2 separate regions of the Homo sapiens genome follow, and region 1 is linked to region 2. Evidence: read pairs that join two places in POLR2A ChIA-PET (ENCODE). Cell type or tissue: Panc1. All regions are shown on one strand. Each heading gives the region's core, and the rest is flanking DNA. Links, peaks and the distances in the headings are about the cores only.

Evidence for each region. ChIA-PET counts read pairs that join two places held together with the same protein. Peaks named below come from ENCODE experiments on the same cell type or tissue, not always from the same donor. Only the 100,000 strongest peaks of a DNase experiment are listed, where the experiment ranks them.
Region 1: POLR2A ChIA-PET joins it to region 2 with 5 read pairs; 6 of 35 experiments call an interaction of 5 or more read pairs at or near these places.

The regions. Positions count from the first base shown.
Region 1 is chr5:149,604,691-149,607,606 of GRCh38, reverse strand. All of the region lies in intron 3 of ARHGEF37 (Rho guanine nucleotide exchange factor 37), which reads right to left. It also overlaps the pseudogene RNU6-588P. Among named protein-coding and RNA genes, the nearest start is that of ARHGEF37, 25 kb to the right of the region's middle. RefSeq lists an enhancer at 1,214-1,353. In Panc1, for the core only: no CTCF peak of the experiment used is centred there; a DNase peak (open chromatin) is centred at 1,486.
Region 2 is chr5:149,501,555-149,504,470 of GRCh38, reverse strand. All of the region lies in intron 9 of CSNK1A1 (casein kinase 1 alpha 1), which reads left to right. Among named protein-coding and RNA genes, the nearest start is that of CSNK1A1, 48 kb to the left of the region's middle. In Panc1, for the core only: no CTCF peak of the experiment used is centred there; no DNase peak of the experiment used is centred there.

The sequences.
Region 1 (2,916 bases), core at 249-2,748, 100 kb before region 2:
GGACTCAGCCCGCCTGCACCCAGGTGAAATAAAGAGCCTTGTTGCTCACACAAATCCTGTTTGGTGGTCTCTTCACATGGATGCGTGAGACAATACACATATGATAAGTGCCATGAATTAAAACGGAGCCAAATAAAGAGTTAGAAAATGGTGGGGGATGTACTTGGGGAAGGCCTTTCGCAAGATGTGAATGTCTACCAGAGAGGCAGAGGTAACTAGTCCTGGGAACAAGCAAGGGAAGAGCAGCACCAAGTATTAGGGAAGGACACCTGCAGAGGCCCTGAGGCAGGACAGTGCTGGCCACAAGGGCAACAGCAAGAAGGCAAGTGTGGCTGGAGTAGGTGAACAAGGGCATAAAGTAGAGGAAATAAATCTCCAGGTGGATGGTGTCAAAAAATAAAACAGGTTGGGTGCTATGGCTCATGCCTGAAATCCCAGCATTCTGGGAGGCCAAGGCGGGTGGATCACTTGAGGCCAGGAGTTTGAGACCAGCCTGGCCAACATAGCGAAACCCCGTCTCTACTAAAAAAATACAAAAATTAGCCAGGAGTGGTGGCAGGTGCCTCAGGAGGCTGAGGCAGGAGAACTGCTTGAACCCTGGAGGCAGAGGTAGCAGTGAGCTGAGATTGCACCACTGCACTCCAGCCTGGGCGACAGAGCAAGACTGTCTCAAAAAATCAATTAATTAAAAAATAAAAATAAAGTAGAGGAAATAAGCAGGAAACAGAAGCCAGATCATGTAGGGTCTTAAAGTAAGTGGAGTGCAGTAAGGGATTCAGGTTTTATTCTGATGGTTGCAGGAAGCAACTGGAGGCCTTTGAGCAACGGTGACATGATCTGATTTCTGCTTAAAAGGATCACACTGGTGCTCAATTTTAGCATCATATACGCTAAAGTTGGAACAATATAGAGATTAGCATGGCGCCTCTGCAAAAATGACATGCAAATTTGCGAAGCGTTCCATACTTTCAAATCAGAAACTAATGAGATTAGTTACCTACAGAGGGTGGACGGACTTGAGAGGAAGTGGTGAGGGTGAAGAAAAATATATTAACCACAAGAAGGCAGGTGGGGAACCAGGGACCACAGGAAGCCCAGCTGACCCTACTGCCTGCCAAAGCCATGGGCTAGACCTGTGACCCAGACAAGGTCTGTGTTGGGACACATCAGCTGGTGGCCAGAGGTGCATGGTCCAGTTCTCAGCAAAGATCCCCATGGGGAGATCGCAGTCCCAGGGCCTACCCTTTCCCGGTGTTGGTTCAGCTGATGCCTAGCAAGAACTCCCAGGAGAAGCCCCTAGAGCCAGACAGAACATGACCACCCGAAACTGCAGCCAGGAAGAAGCTGTGTGAGAGAGAGATCAGCCAACTGCAGAGACGGCCTGGCTAAGAGATAGCTTGGGTGTGGCCGTGAAACCTAGGCCGGTTCCCACAGTCTCCTCAACATGGGTGTGTCCTCAGAAATGAGACAGACATGCCAAGGAAACTGTGTCATACCAGTGTGGCCAGAGGCAAGGGTGTTTCAGTAACTAAAGGATGGAGGAAAGTGAACTCCCACAGAACAGAGTGGTCCAAAGAGGCAAGAATGGCAATTACACCAAAGGAAAGGCTTGTTTCCTCCCTGCTTGTCCTTCTCCAGTCACAGATTAGCAAACAATTTATTCCTAGCATAAAAGGGGATACTCATCTCTAGCTGGGATTAGTTGGAAAGGAGAGAAAGGGAGGCAGCATGGTCAAGACCTAGGGCTCTAGAAGAGCTGGGTTCAAATACTAACTCTGCCTGGTCAAGCTGTGTGACCTTGGGAATGTTACTTAGCCTCTCTGAGCCTCAGAGACGTTTTTGGTAAAATGGAGGTTATTAATAATAATCAACAAGTAACGATGTTATGAGAACTCAAAGAGCTCCTTCAGGTTAAGTACTTGGCATCATTGTTGGCACAGAGATGGATACTATTTTCATGATCATTTTAAGGTGGCAGTAACTGGGACTCAGAAAGGAAAGAGCTTGTGGGTGGCAGGGACTTGTTAGTCAGATTCCAAAGCTCCTGCGGTAACCTAGACCTTCAATGCTCAAATACAGTAGTCACCAGCCACACGTGGCTATTGGGCACTTGAAATATGATGAACCCCAAATGCGATGTGCTGTCAGTGTAAAAGATACTGGATTTCAAAGACTTCATACAAAACAAAAGTAATGAATGATGAATGTTTATACTGATTACATGTTAAAATATTATTTTGGATCTATTGAGTTAAATAAAAGATATCATTAAAATTAATTCCAGTTGCTTCTTTAATTTTCTTAATGTAGCTACTTGAAAATTTAAAAAATTTGCAGCTAACGTTATATTTCTTTTTTTCTTTTCTTTTTTTTTTTTTTTGAGATGCAGTCTTGCTCTGTTGCCCAGGCTGCAGTGCAGTGGCACAATCTCGGCTCACTGCCACCTCCACCTCCTGGGTTCAAGCAATTCTCCTGCCACAGCCTCCCAAGTAGCTGAGATTACAGGCACCCACCAACACGCCCGACTAATTTTTGTATTTTTAGTAGAGGTGGGGTTTCACTATGTTGGCCAAGCTGGTCTCGAACTCCTGACCTCAGGTGATCTATCTGCCTCAGCCTCCCAAAGTGCTGGGATTACAGGCGTGAGCCACCATGCCCAGTCTCCCAAAAATCTTTCAAAATGCTGTTGCTGGGCCAAGAGTTTGCAACCAGCCTGGCCAACATGGCGAAACCCAGTCTCTACTAAAAATACAAAAATTAGCCGGGCGTGGTGGCGCACGCCTGTAATCCCAGCTACCTGGCAGGCTGAGACATGAGAATCGCTTGAACCCAGGAGGCAGAGGTTGCAGTGAGCTAAGATTGCACCACTGTACTCCAGCCTGGGCGACAGAGAGAGATTCTGTCTCAAAAAAAAAA
Region 2 (2,916 bases), core at 281-2,780:
TTGGCTCTTGGTTTCTAATTTTTAAATTTCTGAATACTGCCCTAGTCTGAACTTGGCCTTTATAGATTAATCTTTGCTTCACATTTTTAGTGTTGTATTTAAACTATTTTATAATTTAAAAATAGATTCTAATCTGAAGATACTTTTCAAGAAATATTATTAACTGATGTCATCCTCATCCCAGCAGCTCATCTGTTAGGAATGAAGTTGAGATGCTTCTATTCCATGTTTTTGTATTTGGGAAGGATTCAAAGTTGAAGGTTTATTGTCGTTGGGTTTTTCAGATGGTGACATGTAAACTCAGGATAGCAAACCCTAATGTTCACACAGTGCTCTGCCTCTGCATCTCAGTTGGGATAGTTGCTCCTTTTGAGTGTTTTAATCATCGTATAACTAATCATAGTGCCAAGAAGTTCATAATGTGTTATGTAGCTAATGTCACTGAAAAACAGTCCTACCATTTTAGGTAAGACCAAACAGAGTCTCTAACCCAAGGACTTGTTACACCTGACAACCTATAGTATATTTGCTTTTTCTCACAAAATGAAACCAATTTTGCCGAAAGCTAGCTGGGATAATAGGATCATCACAAGTTGCAGTTTCTATAACTAAAATTAGATTGAAATCTCTTCTGACCTAGAACATTTTACTTCAGGCATTCAGCAGATTTCAGAAAGAATTACCTTATTTTAAGTTAGTTTCTTTGTTAGTTTACTGTGTGTCTCTTATTCAATAAACAAGCAGAATTTGTGTCCTGCCCTATCCATGTCTTAAAGATGAGAAGTTGGATCCACTGAGTTAGTTTCATTGGGGCGGGGGAAAGAACTGTAATTAAACTTGTTTAATCCTTATTTTGTATTGTAGCTATTTTTTGTAAAAGCAACTTAAAATCTTTTAAAAATTTTATAGTGACATTAGAGACAATGGTCATACAAATTATCACATAAACATGGACTTGAAAAATTAGGCTTTTCATAAAACACATCACATGTCATTGACTGCTTTTTAGAAATACACTTCCAAGGCAGTACATCTGTATTGCTACTGAAAAGTGCCATTTCACAGAACACAGACTTCTTTTTGCTCTTTGACATCTTGAAAACATCTGTTTTTCTTTTTTAATACAAAACTTTGTGCTCAAGACAAATCTTACATGAAACTCTCATAAACCATGAAAATGTAGCTGGCCTTCGGGCCTTAGGCATGAAATAAGCATGAGGAACATATTCCCCTAACTTCTACCCCCAGCCCAGCAAGTTATCCTTTAAGAAATCTCCTAGGAATTCTGGAGTTTGAAAACAATTGCTCTATGTTATTCCTGCTTCCAGTCTCTAAGTAACAAGGGCATTTAAAAGCATAGTCTCTTAAGGTCCACTATAGTGGTTCTTTATTTAAGGAATAACTCAGCTGGGTGCAGTGGCTCACGCCTGTTATCCCAGCACTTTGAGAGGCTGAGGCAAGCAGATCACTTGAGGCCAGGAGTTCGAGAGTCTGGCCAACATGGTGGAAACCCATCTCTACAAAAAATACAAAAATTAGCCAGGTGTGGTGGCGTGCACCTATGGTCCCAGCTATTTGGGAGGCTGAGGCAGGAGAATTGCTTGAACCTGGGAGGTGGAGGTTGCAGTGAGCCAAGATTGTGCCGCTGCACTCCAGCCTGGGTGACAGAGTGAGACTCTGTCTCAAAAAAAAAAAAAAAAGGAACTCATACAGCTCAATGATTCATTGATCCCAATAATAAATCGTTTTAATAATGATGAAAACATCCTACTGGGGTTTTCTTGTTAAAAACTTTAGGACAGGCGCAGTGGCTCATGCCTGTTATTCCAACACATTTGGGAGGCTGAGGTGGGAGAATTGCTTGACCCTAGGAGTTCTAGACTTGCCTGGGCCACATAGTAAGACCCTGTCCCAGCTCCCTCCAACATCGTCCCCAACCCCCCCCCCCCCAAAAAAAAAAAGCGCCAGGCGCAGTAGTGAGTGCCTGTGATCCCAGCTGTGTTGGGAGGCTGAGGTGGGAGTATCACCTGAGCCCTGGAGGTTGAGGCTGCAATGAGAGCTGTGATCATGCCACTGCACTCCAGCCTGGGCAACAGATGAGACCCTGTGTCACAACAAGGAATTTTTAGAAGGTGCTTTTTATATTACTCTTCACAGAGTTAAATTTTCAGAGGATTTAGTATTATTGAACTAAGTTTCATAAGTGTATTTTAAGCAAGTAAATCTCTAATGTAGGAAAATCCCCAAAATGGTAGCATTTACTAATGTTTTATATGGTAATTTTTGAAAAATATATCTGATATTTCTTCAGTAAAAATGGTGTTGTTTTAATAACTTAATAAGAATGTTTAAAGATTCTTTAAGTCTGGCTTATCTAGCTAATGTGGGCCTATTAAATAATAGGCAGACTTCTGCCTTCCTTATATTCTTTAGATCTTTTCAAATACTCCATTCCAATATCCATCAAAAGACTTCTCTTTATGCCACTTATTATCTATACTAGTTTTTAATGTTCAATTACTACAAGATTATAATTACTGTTTTTATTCATGTTCCCAAGAAAAATACATAAGATTCACACCCAACACACTTCGAAATTTATTTCACTCCCTTTGACTATATGTGATTATCAAAAAAGTATTTTTCAAGATATTAAAAATAAGTAAAGGAAAATGAAATATTTTTAGGACATTCAAAATCTAATGAAGTTCAGTGTTTCTTTAATTGAGGGCAGGCAGAGGTGGGGGAGAATTTCAGAAGGTAGTGAACCCAAAGGTGGATTCTTGGATAATTCTACTATTCTGTACTCTCATCATCTTAACCCATCTGTTTACTACCCTAACCATAGTTACTAAGCAGAGTTTTATCATAATAATATAGACAGCTCTCAAAGTATTGACATTCAGAGGGGATTAC